4 separate regions of the Homo sapiens genome follow, and all the other regions are linked to region 1. A link is a contact called in ENCODE Hi-C or POLR2A ChIA-PET data. All regions are on one chromosome and are shown on one strand. Each heading gives the region's core, a stretch centred on a gene start or an enhancer-like site at or near the end of the contact. The rest is flanking DNA. Distances are from core to core; before and after follow the strand shown.

Region 1 (3,904 bases), core at 416-2,915:
AGAGTCTTGCTATGTAACCCAGGCTGGTCTTAAACTCCTGGCCTCAAGCAATCCTCCTACCTTGGCCTCCCAAAATGCTGGTATTATAGGCATGAGTCATCGCATCCAGGCTGTTTTGACCTTTTGAAAGGAACACCTGAAAACTGTGAGTAGTATCAGAACTTCCAGGTGTAAGATAATCTGGGCTCCCCTGTCAACAGCTGCCTTAGGAAACAAAGTCATGGGGGAAACACCATTTAATTTCAGCCAGAATGAAGGGTTATGACCAGGTATCTAGAAATTCCTATTTAACTAAAATGATTGTCTAATCATTTTTTTCTAAATCCAGGAAGATTACTTTGATCAGTATTTCCAAACAAATACCACAAGGAAGGCCTGTTTCATGGTTTCCAGTGTAAGTGGTGAGGCAGCGTCAGAGGTGCCCACAGAAGCAAGGGGTGAAACTCCTGGGAATGCTCAGCTTCCTGGGCCTCAGTCCAGTCCTCACCAAAGGCTTTCCTGCAGCCACCAGAACGCACACTCCCAGATATCCGCCAGTCACAGTCTGTGCCACATGACTGCCTGGGACACACACCAGAGATGGCTCCCTAATTTCATTAGCTAGCCAGCTCACTTCTCTATCTGCCCCACTTGGAGCCCCTATAGCTCTAGGCCTTAGGCAGCTACTTCTCTAAGTGGCTTTCCCCAGCCTACACAGGTCTGACACCCCAGTTAAGGTGTCCAAAGGAAAACAGCTTACTGCTACTGGATCGCCTTAGTTAACTGACGCGTATACATTTCAGAAAGTGAAATCCTGTACTACATGAGTATATTATTTCTGCTTGATTAAATAGTATTTAGGATCATTCCTACAAAATGCATCAGATCGTCGATGAGAAACATGAATTCTCTCCTATAAGAAAGTCCGAGCAAATGTAATGCCTGCTTGAGAAACAAATGCAGGGTGAGCCTGAGTACCCGTATGGATGGATCCTCAGGGATGTGCAGAATCACTTCCGTCTTGGCGCTTTCGATACCGGAAAACCATTTTAAGTTCCAGATTAAAAAATAATAATAACCTAAAGACTACTTCCTGACTCACAACTTCAGATGCAGTTCATGAGTTACAAGTCTTCCCAAATTCACTGGCTGAGTACTTTGGATGCACTCACGTTCCTGGTGTCTGCGTTTCCTTGCTGTTCTATGGTAACTGACAGAGAATTAATCAAGAGAAAAACAAAGGGCACACTGAATTCTGAATATGTGTGTGCAGACACCGGAATATACAGAAAGGAAACGTACCAAAATATGAATCCTGATTATCTCTGGGATAAGTGTTTATGAGAAATTTGTTTTTTATACTTTTCTGTATTTTACCAATTTTCTGCAGTAAAGGTGTATTACCTTTATAGTCAGAAAAAAGCCATTTTTTTTTACATTTTTAAGATCGAGGTAAAATTTACATTTAACAAAATGCACACACCTTAAGTGCACAGTTCAATTTGTTTTGATGAGTGCATATACCCTTGAAGCACCACTCAGATTAATACAGAATATTCCTGCCATCCCTGTAAGTTCCCTATGGCCCTTCCTAGTCAACCCCACCCCACCCCGCCCCAGCAACCACCTCGGAGGCAGCACTGTCATGATTTCGGCTAGCACACTAGCACAGCTTAGTTTGCATGTTCTAGATGCTCACGCATGGAAGCACACGGTGCCCACAGTTTCTTTCACTCATCACAATGTTCGTGAGATTCATCCGTGCTGCTGCACGCTAGCAGTTCATTCCTTCACACTGCTGAGTAATAGTCTATTACCTCGACCTGTTTATCCAGTCACCTGCTGGCAGCCATTCAGGGTATTTCCAGCTTTTGGTTATTTTATATAAGAATGCTATAGATATTCTTGTACAAGTCTTTGTATGGACATGTTTTCATTTCTCTTAAGTAACTAGGAGTTGAATTGCTGATGAAACTGCCAAACTTCTTTCCCAAATGGTTATATTATTTTATTCTCACTAGCACTTGCCAACATGAGGTACCATCAGTCTTTTTAATTCTAGCCATCATAGGGGATGTGAAGTACCGTTTCATGGTGGTTTTAAATTACATCCCCTACAACTAATGATGTTAAGCATTTTTCATGTGTCTACTACACATATGGCTTCTTTTGTAAAGTGTCCAAGTTTTTTGCCCATTTTCTTATTTGGGCTGCCTTTCTATCATATATTCTAGATACAAGTCCTTTTTCAGATATATTTGTTACAAATATTTACTTCTAATCTGTTGCCTGTTCATTTCTTTTAATAGTTTTTAATAGTTTTATCTTTTACAAAAGCGGAAGTTTTAAATTTTTATGAAGTCCAACGTATCCGTTTCATTTAAGCTACGAGTGTTTAAAATGGAAAGAGGGGAAACTAATCCAAAATACCAAATGGACAATACAGAGACTGGCCGTGGTGAGCTGGCTGCCTTCTGTGGAGGACTCAGCCTCACTATACCCTGAAGGCACTGCCCACAGGAGTCTAAAACAACAAATCAAACAGTCCTACGAAGCCAGACAGGAAGACTTAGGCTTAGAAAAATACAGACATGTAGTGAATTGGAAACAGCTCATTTATTGCATTAAGCAGTCAGAAAACGGTCTGGGAACCCCATTCAAAACTAAACTCTCAAAGTCACTAACATTTCATGAAAATAAAAGGAAAAAAAAAAGCAGAGTCCTTGTCCTTTTATACTATCATCGCATTTCTACATTTTCTTCCCTTAAGCATTAGGAAGGTGCAAATAAGCTCACGATTATCCTCAGACATGACTGGACACTCCAGCCCTTTGAAATCGTATCAGCAGCATTCATTAAGCTTTTCCTTTACACAAAGGAAAAACAGAAACTTTAAAATGCACACCGACAGTGGACAACAGAGGGGAGTAATTCACATAAAAATTTAGGAGCAGTTTAAGGCTTTCTGGGACCTTTGAAGTTCTCCAGTTCAATTTTTTTTTTTTTTTTTGAGACGGAGTCTCGCTCTGTCACCAGGCTGGAGTGCAGTGGCGCGATCTCAGCTCACTGCAACCTCCACCTCCCGGGTTCAAGCAATTCTCCTGCCTCAGCCTCCCGAGTAGCTGGGACTACAGGTGTGCACCACCACACCCGTCTAATTTTTGTATTTTGAGTAGAGACAGGGTTTCACCATGTTGGCCAGGATGGTCTCGATCTCTTGACCTCGTGATCCACCTGCCTCGGCCTCCCAAAGTGCTGGGATTACAGCCGTGAGCCACCGCGCCCGGCCTCCAGTTCAATTTTTTAAACACTGGAAGAAGCTCCTATGTTCAGGAGGCCTTGCGGTGAAGGATGGAAGGCAGACATTATGGGTGTGTATGTGCTTGCTAGAATTAGAAAGACACAAAGCTGACTTTTTCCTTCAATGTGCCACGTAAGCATAATTAAGGCCTGGGTGCTTTAAGGAATTACAACCACAGAAGCCACCTGGCAGCAGGGCAGACTCACCTTTCCTCTGTGGATCCCAGGTTTTCAATTTCATTAGCTACTTCTGCTATCTCATCCTTCAGCCTCTATAAAACAGACAGTCCAGAGTCAGCAGGAAAGGCAGATGCAGATCAAATTAAAACTTCTAAAATCTCACATAACTCCCTCCAACCAAAAACAAAATAAAGCAAAATGAAACAAAATATGACAAAAATGCAAAAAGTAAATTAGGAAAATTCATGTTTCAGAAATATTTATTGAGTGCCTACCAAACAGTAAGCATTCCAGAAAACACCAAGGTAGAAAAGAATACAGCCTCTGACCTCAAGGAGTTTACGGTCTAGGAAAGTTTATAAGCATATATGCTGTGTGAAAAACAAAACCTGGCTGCCTCATCACAATCTTTCAGAACAAGTCTGCAGCTTACTAAACACAAGCA
Region 2 (3,904 bases), core at 440-2,939, 430 kb before region 1:
GGAGCACCTGCCAGGATTGATGGGCTAAGGGCGGAACTTTCCCCTTGCATTCCATCAGGGGTATTTATCTTTTTTTTTTTTTTTTTTTTTTTGAGATGGAGTCTTGCTCTGTCACCCAGGCTGGAGTGCAGTGGTGCGATCTCGGCTCACTGCAACCTCCGCCTCCCAGGTTCAAGCAATTCTCCTGCCTCAGCCTCCTGAGTAGCTGGGATTACAGGTGCCACCATGCCCAGCTAATTTTGTTATTTTTAGTAGAGACGGGGTTTTGCCATGTTGGCCAGGCTGGTCTCAAACTCCTGACCTCAGGTGATCCGCCCACCTCGGCCTCCCAAAGTGCTGGGATTACAGGAATGAGCCACCGCACCCGGTCTCAGTTGATATTTCTAAGAATCTGCATAGAATAGACCAGCCGACCCTGGATCCTATCAGAGGGTGGAGGCTGGGAGGAGGAAGAGGATCAGGAAAAATAACTAATGCGTACTAGACTTAGTACCTGCGTGCTGAAATAATCTGTACAACAAACCCCAATGTCACGGGCTTACCTATATAACAAACCTGCACGTGGACCCCTGAACTTAAAAGGTTTTTTTAAAAAAAGAGGGTCGGGTACAGTGGCTCACACCTGTAATCCCAGCACTTTGGGAGGCCAAGGTGGGTGGATCATCTGAGGTCAGGAGTTCCAGACCAGTCTGGCCAACATGGTGGAACCCTGTCGTCTCTACTAAAAATACAAAAATTAGCCGGGCATGGTGGTGGGCGTAATCCCATCTACTCGGGAGACTGAGGCAGGAGAATTGCTTGAACCTGGGAGGCGGAGGTTGCAGTCAGCCGAGATCACACCACTGCACTCCAGCCTGGGCGACAGGGCAAGACTCTGTCTCCAAAAAAAAAAAAAAAGGGGAAGCCTGTTGCCCAAAAGGGCTGCTGTGGTACCTAAAAATGTGGGCTTTCTCCTTCTGGGAGGGGGTAGGAAGAAGTCGCCCCCACTCTCCAGGCCCACGGCTGCCCCGCCCCTGCTCACCAGCCGGCTGGCTGTGGCAAAACTAAAGCCTGCCCCGTGCCCTGAGCCCGGCATGTTGTTCAGCCTCTCTGAAATGGTCTCCTTGGATCATGGGCAGAGATGGTACGATGGGATCCCACCCGAGGGGTCCCGGCCGGTGCTCACGGGGCTGGGACCAGCTGCTCTTACTCTGTTTTTCTACCTTTCTCAGCCACTTGGAGGAAGAGAGAATTTTGTTACCTTTTACAGGTAAGGACGCTGAGGTTCACAGGATAAGTCACTTCCAGCCAGGTGTGTGTGACCTCAGATCCATACTCAGAGGGAGGTGGGCTGGGCAGAGCCTCCCACCTGCTCCCCTGGAGGCCCATGAGTCTGGGCACTGGGGCCCCAATTCCTATAAACCGGGGTTGATTACGGAGGACTCCCCTCACCTGCAACCCCGCCTCCCACCACAGAGCCCAGGCAGCAGGGAAGCCTGGAGACAGGCGCAGAGCCTCTGGGCCTGGGTGCCTACCCCTGCCCACCCCCAGGGCCTCAGGCCACAGGAGACCACCTAAAGCAGGAGCCGGGAGTAGGGCCCAGGCTGGGCTGGCACAGCTGGGCCTGTGAGGGGTGGAGGGGCCGCTGGGGAAGGGACTTACCAGCAGCAGCTCTGCTGGGACCTGGGAGGCTCTCCTCATTTCCAGTAACAAGCGGGGGTGGGGGCAGTGGGAGGGAGGAGGCGGCTTTCCCCAGGTGCCAGCTGTGCTTGAAGACAGCCTGTCCCCTCTGCTGTCTCCTGTTCTCAGCTCCTTAATCCCCTCCCCGACCTCGTAGTTGACTCCTGGGCTGACTCCTCCCCTGGAAGGGAAAGAAGAGCCGGGCTCACCCACACCCAACAGGTGCAGCAGCTGCTTGAGGTCACAGTTGCTGAGAAGGGAAGCTGAGGCCAGTGGCAGCTCCAGCCAGGGTTGGTGCAGCCTGCTGAGGGGTCGAGGTCACCCAATCACCCACCCAGCTCCACCTGCCCCCACCCCTCCCACCCAGCCTGGCCACCAGCCCAGACACCTTCCTCACATGGCCTGAAGACCCCTGCTGACCTGTGGCACCATGTGGCCCAGCAGGGTGGCCAGGCTGGCCGGGGTCATGGGGTGGGGGACGCTGCTCCCCACCTGCCCTGGGGTGGTCGGTGCTGTTGGGGAGGCCACTCTCTAGGGGCATCTGCCAGGTAGGCAGACCAGAAACTTACCCCGAGTTCTGTGACCCGCTCCGGGGAGCGGGGCATCTCATGTCCTCTCAGCCACGTCTGAAAGCTGGGACATGGCAGAGTGGGCAGGGCTGCCCTCTGAGCTGACCCCCTTCCCCTCCTCCCCATCTTGTCTCTCCTCAGATCTAGGGCTCACTCTGAGGCGTGGGTGACACTTGCCCCCCAACCCCAGCCTCTTCAGTGCAGGGAGGCAGGGCCTGAACTTCGGAGGGCCTTGGGGCAGGTTCCTGGGGCTTGCAGTGAGGCCTCCCCTTTCCCAGGGAGAGGAAGGGAGAAGCCGCGTCTGGCGAGGGAAGCCTGTACCCTCACCCTCACTGTGTCCAGATCTGCACCCCTAACCTGGCCTGGGGAGACTGGCACCAGGTGGAGCTGGTCCCCAAGGAGCCCCAAACCCCAGAACATCTGCTGCAGGGGTCAGCTCTCAGGGGGCCCCAGGGCCAGTCCTCTCTGCACCCCACCTTCCCTGCTCAATGTGGCTTGTAGGAGGTTATGCAAAGCATTATGCAAAGCACATGCAAATGAGACCCAACCACAACTGGTCACTCTCTCCAGGCAAGACCACTGAAGCCCTCTGGTCATCAGCAGGAATGCAGGGGCGCCTATGGCAGGCCGGACTCCAGGTCAGGCCTTGGGGCAGTGAGGAAGAAGGTGCATGCCAGGTAAGCTATAGTCAAAAGGGAGGGACACACACCACCAGGCGAATGAATGAAGCAAATCAATGGCACTCCTCCCTGCCCCAGAATTCAAAATGACAGACCGGTGCAGACAGATGCATGTGTGTTCTGAGAGGTGGTTGTGTACAAGCAAGCTCACTCCTTCAGTCTCCCATTCATTCACTTATTCTGCAAACTCGGTGTCTATTATGAGCCTGGGCTGTTCCAGGGGCTGGGGATATCCCAGCAGATGAAAATGCCTGCTTTGCAGGGCTCCAGTAGGGAGAGAAAGATACAGGTGACAAGTCAGGATGAGCAAGGAGGACACACCGGTGTATGTTCCAGAAACCATAAGGAGGCTGGAGCCAGGCACAGGGAGCCCTGGGCCTTGGGAAGAGTATGGTCTGTGCAGGGGCCATGTAGTGGGAGGGGGCCCTGCAACATCAACCCAGGTGCCCTGGGGAGGTTGTGGTGGAAACAGGCAGAGCACGGAGGGAACCAAGTTCCCCGGGCAGGAGATGCCAGGGGCTGCGGCCAGGGGTGGCAGTGGAAGGGCTGAGAAGTGGTCGGATTCTGGGTTAGGAAGAGAAAGCTGCCCTTTGCCCTCTGAAGCTTCGCCGAAAAATCAGCGGACAAAAGGCAGATTCATAGGAGAAAAGGCTCACAAAATTTACTGTAACTGCATAGCACAGGACTCCCCGGACGTGATTACCCAGTAATCCAGAGGGGTCCAGAACCTGCCATGCCCTTCCTCATGGGAGAAGAGGTGGTGGGAAACCACCTCTTTGAGGCAAAGTCAATGATTTTTGGGGGGAAATGAAATGAATGGGCCCCTTGCTCAGACAATGGTTAGTGAATAATTCTCTTTGGGAATCAAATAGGACCAAAGAACAGACAATGGTTTGGGAGGAAGTTGGTCTGGGCTCTAGGTGTGGTGGTTCATTGCAGCCTCTTCCTTTGTGATGTGAGTTTTAATCTTCTCCGGTTAATAACATTTCAGGGAAG
Region 3 (3,904 bases), core at 414-2,913, 290 kb before region 1:
TCTTCTCATGGCGAAAACTGGTTTGTCATATGAGTTGTTAATAAGTTCGTGGTGAATGCTGGTTTGTCATATGAGTTGTTAATAAGTTGACTGTTGGACATTTAGGTGGTTTCCAGTTTTTCCTTGTTATAAATATTGTGATAAATATCTGTATATAAAAATCTTAGCGCATAGTGATTTTCTTGGGGTAAGCTCTTGCAAAGGGAGCTTTATAAGGTTCTTGATACCTGTTGCCAGAGCTCACTCTAGAGGATGACTTGTCCCCCTTGCCCTCAGCACTAAGCGTTCATCAGTGTGGGGGATAATGACATCACAGATGTCATTGGCACAAATTGGCTTTGTGCCAATTTGATAGAAGAAAAACTGTGTCTCATTTAAAAAATACCTCATTTTAATATGCATTACCTCGTTTAGTGAGGGTGAACATTTAAAATATTTTTTCCACCAGTTATATTTCTTCAACTCTAAATTGAAGAAATTTAGAGTCCTTTACATGTCTTGGTCTTAAAAGCCTTTTGGGTTTTTTTTTTGAGACAAGGTCTCACTTTGCCACCCAGGCTGGATTGCAGTGGCAGCATCACAGCTCATGCAGCTTTGACCTCCCGGGCTGAAACCCTTGCCTACCTCAGCCTCCCAAGTTGCTGGGGCTACAGGCACACACCACCATACCCGGCTAATTTTTAGAATTTTTTCATAGAGATGATGTCTTCCCTGTGTTGCCCAGGGTGGCCTCAGACTCCTGAGCTCAAGCGATCCTCCTGTCTCAGCCTCCAAAAGTGTTGGGATTATAGGCTTTAGCCACTGTGCCCAGCCCTTAAAAGTCTTTAGGAACACGGCTTCTTAGCTTTTCTAAGGAATGTTTGACAGTGGCAACTTGTAGGGCCTGGCCTTGCCTGCCACCAGAGCACCCTGGGAATCTCTGGGCCAGGTAGACATGGGAAGTCAGGGTTTTCTGGGCTGGCCTGAGGGGCTGGGCTGGGGCCAGCCGGCCATGTGGTGTGGTGCTGGAGGGGACTCCTCACTATTCCTGTCTGTTCCTCTTCCTCAGGAGCAAGAGCAGCTCTACCTGAGGTCAGGTGTGGTGTCCTCTGCCACCTTCGAGCAGCCGAGTCGCCAGGTGAAGCTGTGGGTGAAGATGGTGACTCCACTGATCAAGAACTTCTTCTGAGGACAGACAGGTGCTGTCTCTAGCATCACCTCTCAGCACGATTTTCCCGAGAGTTCACAGGTGGGGCAGGTGGTTGTTCTGACTCAACCAGAGCTTCCAGAGGGCTCTTTGATCCCTTTCTCAGTTAAACACAGAGCAGCATCTTCAGGGGTATGGCAGCTGTCCTCAAAGTTAGAAGCTGGATGCTAAATTAGGCAGTCTGTTCACTTTCCATCTGGTACCCACTCCACTAAGTCCCAAGGCGCCTGTGCTGGGGTCGGCAGTGGCAGCCTGTAGTCCCCTTCTGCTCTCCCTTCCCAGGGGGTCCTGAAGAAGCCCTGGGGCAAGGGCTCAGGGATGAGGGGGCAGAAAGGCAGATTGAGCCCCTCCAAGCTGAGCACACTGGTGCAGGAGATGTAGACGTGGGAGGAGGGGAGCACGTTTGCTCGTGAGAGTGGCTCTGGCTTGCTGCCCTGGCCGGCTGTAGTGCACAGGGTGGGGCGTCGGTAGAGCCAGACCGTGGGCTGCTGCCTGGACGCCTCGCTGACATCCCTGTGCTGCGGTTACAGAGCTGCGCCCTTCTAGACTCTGGAAGTTGAGTAACAGGACCTGCTCTGCCCACCCAGGAGGGGCCTGCCGCTTCACCAGAGGCACCAGTGGGGTCCCACAGTCACCTGAGGTACCCCTGGACTGTCTTGACGCCTAGAGGTCCGGGCAGGGGGTGGCTGCCATTAAAGGTGGGGTCTTTGCTGAGTGACCTTTTGTGTCCTGGATCCCTCAGGGCCTGGACTGCACTCCGGGTGGGGTCAGGCTCCCGAGGCCCCTGCTCTCTGGTTCTGGATGTTGTGGGTAGTTCTGTTGCTTTGGATGGCTGGGCCTTTGGATGGTGGCTTGTGGGGAAGGGACGGTGAGGAGTCAAAGATGAGCCAGGACCCATGTGGCCGGCACATGCGCTAGTGCCGGCATCTCATGTGTGCAGCGTGGGCTCCCTTAGTGCCTGGCACCTTAGTGCTCTGCTAAGTCTCATTGTTTAAAAATGTGTAGTTTATCTGCAGCTTTTCCTAGTTATTTTAATTACTTTTCATTTTATTTGAATAGTGTGTGCAAATGTAGAGAGTAAAACAATACTGCGGCCATTTCCTGCCCTCCCTTCCCCCAGGCAGCCACTCTTGGCTTGTTTCTTCTGATGTGCACACGTGTCCGTATTTCTAAATAACGTGCATATCCTGCTGTCTTCCCCCAAAATGTGTACTTAACCAAAACAGCACCAGTGTCACTCCTGAAACAAAAATTACCAAGAATGTCTTAGTATCATCAAATACCTAAATGGTGTTCACAATTCCACTTGCCTTAAAATTAATTTTTTCGATTATTTGACTTGAAGTCCAATTAAGGACTACACCTTGTGATTGTTTTTTCCCTAGCAATTTATTTTTTGAAGAATGAACTTTATTTTTATTGGATCTACTTAAAACATTTTTGTGTCACCTAGTAGCAGGGGATTTTGAATACATGTCATGTGTGTTTATAAAGCCAGCTCTCCATATCCCCCAGTGTCTCCAGGAGCTGCTTTTGTGACCTCACTGCCTGATCTCTTTATCATCTTCAGGTGCTTGACCCTTGCACAGAGAGAAGCTTCCTGGGCTACAGGGCATGGCAGCCTGTCCTTTCGGGGAGTGAGATTAGATTTAGTCCCTGCACTTTGCCTCTCTAGAAGCAGCTTCTCGCCTTTCCCTCCCGAGGGCTGGCAGGAGTCACTGTCACCCTTCATGGGGTCTGAAAGGTTGCATAGGCTCACCTGGTCTTAGACAAGGACAGTTGCAGCTTCCGCACCAGGCAGACCTGCAGTTTGAGTGGCTGGGGATAGGTGGAGCGGCGGCCTGGCCACAGTGCCCTGGACAGCAGCACATCACATCAGTTAACACTGTTTGCCTTCCAACTAGTTATTACGGTGTCCTGTGGGACAATTAGACTGGAGGAGCCAAAGGAATGTGCAGGGGCACTGGGTTTCTGTTTGGAGAGAGGCTCTCGGTAAACAGAGTTCGCATTCCTCCAGATTCTGTGGGACCAGAGTAAATATCATTATGCCACAGCCAGGCTTAAGCAATCTATCTGCAGTGCCGTTCCCGCAGCGCACACTGCTCCCTCTGTCTCTGCTGATGACCTTCGAGGCTGTCCTAGGCAGGTTCTCCCTGAGGAGCTCCCCACACCAAGCCTCCCTAACTCTGCAAAGCAGCCGGAGCAACAGAGAGCAGCGGGCGGCGGGCGGCGGCCGCCGCAGTCCTCCCGGCTTTCTAGGTGCGCGGGGCTGTCGTGTTCCAGTCCCTGTGTTCCCCGTCGCTGGAGTGCAGCTTAAGTGCGAATCATTTCTTGGAAAGTTTAGAGATAATTTTGTCAACTACCCACAATATGTATGTGTGGACTAGATTACTTTCTTATTTCAGGATCTAAAGGCAAAATGGAAAAACGTCACATTTTGTGGTTATTACCAGGGACTGAAGTGAGTTGCCCGGTGGCCCCTGGTGGCTTTAGCTCCCCTGGTCACCTGAAGGGCTGCAGTGACCCCTCCTGGCCAGCAGAGGTATTGGCCCAGCCAGGCTGGGGGAGGCTGAAACTGCTTCCCTTCTCTGCAGCCACAAAGGGCTGGATTCCTTGGGCGCCAGGAGGGGAGGATTTTTCTTTTCCCTCCGATAGCCCTACTGGGCGCTAAGATTGTTGTGAATCATTACCCTCAGAATTTGGACTTTCTAGATGCTT
Region 4 (3,904 bases), core at 597-3,096, 270 kb after region 1:
ACCTGACACTGTCCCCTCAGTTCAGCAAGCCTGGGGCAGGCCTCTGGGTGGCACTGCTGTGGGCACCGGCTGGGAGTCTGGGCCTGGTGACCTTGAGGCTGCTTGGAGGGGGCCTGGTGGACGGCTGCAATGGCATCCCCAGAGCTTGTCGGAAATGCAGTCATGGCTGGCCTTGCCCTAGCCCCTCTGCATGGGAGTCTGCATGAACAAGCGCCCTGGGAGCTGGGTGCACTGGCTGGTGAGCAGCTTTGCTCTGGGACTCGTGCTCGCTGGCACTGTGCAGCCACCCCTTGTCGGGGCTCCCCGGGCACCACTGGAGGCCTTACCGTGACCCTGAGAACCACCTTAGTTACACCTCACCTTACAAGTGAATGAGCTGACACCCAGAGAGGCAAATGGGCTCCACATCCACAGTCAGTGAGCCACAGGCAGGGGGTCTGCTCGGGGGAGCCCACCTCTCCTCCCTGTGTCAATGTCAGTAGATGGCTAAAGGGGCCAGGGTGTGACCGCCTGTCCTGTGTGCTGGGGACTGTGCTGGTTTTAGCACTGAAGTTTCCCTGTGTCCTGGGAAACCCCTCAGTCCCAGGCACGCCGGTATGGGTGGACGCCCTCTCCACTTCTGCCCCCAGCCACTTCACTCTGCTGCAGCCACTAGGTTTGTCCGTCCTGGGAGAGTAACTCAGGGCCTTGGAAAAATGGCCAACTGGCCAGGCGCGATGGCTCACGCCTGTAATCCCAGAACTTTGGGAGGCTGGGGCAGGTGGATCACTTGAGGTCAGGAGTTCAAGACCAGCCTGGCCAACATGGTGAAACCCCGGCTCTACTAAAAATACAAAATAATAATAATAATAAGCTGGGCATGGTGGTGTGCACCTGTAGTCCCAGCTACTCAGGAGGCTGAGGCAACAGAATTGCTTGAATCCGGCAGGCAGAGATTGTAGTGAGCCGCTGCACTCCAGCCTGGGTGACAGAGCAAGACTCTGTCTCAAAAAAAAAAGGGGGGGGGGCAACGAAGCACCTGGCAGGTGGCGTCGCTGCCCTTTGTGTGGCAGCGGCTATTTTTGCCTGATTCCTTCATACAGTTGAGACCCGGCTGCCTGTGTTGGCCCCTTCGTGCAAATCAGAAAAAAAGGTGCTCTTCCTTGGAGTGGGTGCAGGCCTAGGCCAAATGCACAGGTCTGAGAGAGGGCCAAGCTGAATTCTAACCCACTTGCCCTTTGGCTGGTATCCTTGTGCAGTGAGTAATCTGCCCAACTGTACACAGAGGCCCTGTGGGCCTGGGAGCAGCAATGATTGTTGCTGGACTCAGGAGCCCTGGATCCCCAGCTCCAGGCCTATGTGCAAACAGGGAGGCATGACCCCCACTTGCCTGTGTAGAGAGAGGGGTGCCCTGGCCGGGCGCGGTGGCTCACACCTGTAATCCCTACACTTTGGGAGGCCGAGGCGGGTGGATCACCAGAGGTCAGGAGTTTGAGACCAGCCTGGCCAAGATGGCGAAACCCTGTCTCTACTAAAAATACAAAAATTAGCTGGGCGTGGTGGCACGCGCCTGTAATCCCAGCTACTTGGGAGGCCGAGGCAGGAGAATCGTTTGAACCCAGGAGGCAGAGGCTGCAGTGAGCGGACATTGCATCACTGTACTCCAGCCTGGGTGACAGAGTGAGACCCTGTCTCAAAAAAAATAAAAATAAAAAAGAGAGAGAGACTGAGAGGGGTGCCCACCTGAGAGCTAGAGGCAGGAGCTTACCTGGCTGCGGTAGCTGCAACGGCCGTGTGGAGCCTCCTCGCTTCCAGCCACAGGATCCCTCTGCAGACTGGTCCTTTGACCCAGAAGCCTCTCCCAGTATGGAGCGTGGTCAGGCTGATCCCAGGAAATGCTTCAGAAAAGAGTCTACTTTCGATTTCCAGAAACCACCTGACATAGATGTCTTCCGGGATTGGCTGCTGCTGATACTCCCCAGGGCCCCTCTCTTTTGTCTCAGCTCTGCCTGTGGCTATCAGTGCCAGGCTGGCAGAGGCCCAAGGTGGGAGTCTGGCTGGAGCAAGGCCTGCAAGAGGACTAACAGCCACACTCAGTTGGAAAGGCCGCCAGGCTGGTCAGGGGCTGGCGTTTGGTGGACGGGAGGGGAAGAAGCAGAGGCTCTGGGCCCAGACAGTCTGCACCTGGTGGTGTGGCTGTGGACTCTGACAGAGCGCTCCGAGTCTTTTCCTGGGTCTAGCACGTTGCTGGCTGGGTGAACACCACACAGGGGGCTGCTTATGTGCAAATCCACCCTCTCTGTGCTCTTGGCATGCTGACCACACAGAGGGCCTGTGCCCCACAAGGTTGCATGGCACTGTCCCCTGTCCCCAGGGGAGGGAGGCACTGAGAACCAGGTATGCAGCTGGCCAGTGGAGGAGCTGGACCCTGCTCCAACACCTGACCCCAGAGCCTGTGCTCGCCACTGCTGGACCTGTGGCCACTCTCCTACTGTCTCCCCCTCAGCGGGGCGGGGGACAGAGCCTCTCTGGGTGACATAATGGCTCTGTCCAGCTCATACCCATTCCCTTTCCTCCCACTGAAAGCCGGCACCTCAACTGTCCCTTGGGGAGCACCCCCTCCCATTCCCGGCTGTGTGGTTCCCAGAGGGCCCCCAGCTCTTGGCCTTCAACCACCCAAGGCCTGGCTGTCTGAGCCCTGCGGGGGCCCCGGGCCACACTGCTGGTTTCAGGGTGGGGCTGTGAGCCCAGCCAGCCGGTGAGAGCCAGCTTCTGACTGAGAGGATGTGGGCCCAGGCTGCTGGGGCCGGTGGGGCAGAGCAGAGGGAAGCAGGCATCCTCCGGCCTGAGCTCCTGGGTCCAGCTGGCCTAATCCATGGTCAAGGCTGGGCTTCACCGCTCAGTGAGGCAATCAGCAGCCGCTCTTGTTTCTGTCACTTGCACCCCATGGTTCTGGATGAGCCTTGGGATGTGCCCAGGCCTCTGACCAGTGGTTCTCAGCCTGGGCTGGACAGAAGAATCATCAGGGAGTTTTACAAACTCCTAATGCCTAGACCCAGGAAGTCACCATCTCTGGGAGTAGGGGACAGGCAGGGGCATTTAAAAGCCCCCAGGCAGTCCCACTGGGTGGAAGGCCCTGGTTCCCTGGCAGCTTAGAGTCCGAGACAGCCAGCCCAGAGGTCAGACATTCAATGACTATTTCCTTCAAGGTGTGAGGTTTTAGGCAGCTGCACGGTTTGCCTAATCCCCTCCAGAGGAACTGTGAAGATCCAGGGGCAGGTGCAGCTGGAAATAGAACTGGCTGTGGGGAGTTTAAAAAAATCTCATCTGGATTAAGGGCCTGAGTGCACAGAAACCCCAGCATCATCCCTTCTCAGCAGTGCTAATGACTTCTGCCCAAGTGGCCAGGGAAGGACAGGAGTGCAGAGGACGGGAGGGCATCTCTGGGAAGTGCTGGGAAAGGTTTTAAAACTCAGGTGCCGAATCTTTAGCCCCAGAGTCCGGGAAAGTCCTAAGCCATCCAGGCAGGTAAAATGGAAAACCCAGAGGCCTCCTCGTGGAATCGGAGCACCAACATCTGCTCCCCTGGGGCTCGCAAGGCCTTTCCGGTGTGCGATGACCATGGGGTGGAGGGAAGCGCTGACAGGGGACAGGCAGGGGAAGGGGCAGCGGCTCGGCTCTGAGAAGACAGCTGGGTGAAAGCCTCAGATTCGTGTGGACAGAACTGCTGTCATCAGGAAGCCGCTCCCAAGACATGGTAGGGAAAGTGCGGGGCATTTCAGAGATGAGAATGGTTAACTGGCCTGTAAGGTCATCTTTTGTGCCTCTACCCCAAACCTCTCCGCAAATTGAGGAACGCTCCCTATAATAGCTAATATGGATTTCGCCAGGCATTACTATAAGCCTTGCCACAAATGAATGCATT

Evidence for each region. Hi-C counts contacts between places; a loop is a spot of excess contacts on that map. ChIA-PET counts read pairs that join two places held with the same protein, here RNA polymerase II (POLR2A). Pooled maps may share reads with other maps.
Region 2: a map of chondrocyte shows a loop between it and region 1 (2.6-fold over the local background). The contact joins the promoter of LINC01993 here to the enhancer-like site in region 1. A Hi-C loop is called at or near these places in 1 of 168 maps with a recorded cell type or tissue (chondrocyte) and 5 of 50 pooled maps. POLR2A ChIA-PET finds 5 or more read pairs at or near these places in 1 of 52 experiments (GM10248).
Region 3: a loop to region 1 is called in a pooled map, with 5 times the contacts of the local background. The contact joins two enhancer-like sites. A Hi-C loop is called at or near these places in 7 of 50 pooled maps. POLR2A ChIA-PET finds 5 or more read pairs at or near these places in 4 of 52 experiments (Caco-2, Panc1, activated naive CD4-positive, alpha-beta T cell and 1 more).
Region 4: a loop to region 1 is called in a pooled map of heart left ventricle, with 2.0 times the contacts of the local background. The contact joins the promoter of LGALS3BP here to the enhancer-like site in region 1. A Hi-C loop is called at or near these places in 1 of 168 maps with a recorded cell type or tissue (uterus) and 6 of 50 pooled maps. POLR2A ChIA-PET finds 5 or more read pairs at or near these places in 2 of 52 experiments (H1 and activated CD4-positive, alpha-beta T cell).

What each region holds. Positions count from the first base shown.
Region 1 is chr17:78,704,711-78,708,614 of GRCh38, forward strand. It overlaps CYTH1 (cytohesin 1), which reads right to left. Exons shown (of 14, transcript NM_004762.6): 3 at 3,487-3,551. Among named protein-coding and RNA genes, the nearest start is that of SCAT1, 75 kb to the left of the region's middle. Within about 2 kb of position 1,666, at least 9 of the 41 ENCODE cell types and tissues checked have a DNase peak (open chromatin) inside an H3K27ac peak, as active enhancers do.
Region 2 is chr17:78,276,803-78,280,706 of GRCh38, forward strand. It overlaps LINC01993 (long intergenic non-protein coding RNA 1993), which reads right to left and starts at 1,690. Exons shown (of 7, transcript NR_073178.1): 1 at 1,642-1,690. RefSeq lists enhancers at 556-1,389, 1,390-2,223.
Region 3 is chr17:78,418,498-78,422,401 of GRCh38, forward strand. PGS1 (phosphatidylglycerophosphate synthase 1) reads left to right here. Exons shown (of 10, transcript NM_024419.5): 9 at 1,049-1,178. The coding sequence ends at 1,168. Among named protein-coding and RNA genes, the nearest start is that of PGS1, 42 kb to the left of the region's middle. RefSeq lists an enhancer at 1,095-1,779. Within about 2 kb of position 1,664, at least 5 of the 41 ENCODE cell types and tissues checked have a DNase peak (open chromatin) inside an H3K27ac peak, as active enhancers do.
Region 4 is chr17:78,978,077-78,981,980 of GRCh38, forward strand. It overlaps LGALS3BP (galectin 3 binding protein), which reads right to left and starts at 1,847. Exons shown (of 6, transcript NM_005567.4): 1 at 1,748-1,847. RefSeq lists an enhancer at 1,881-2,873.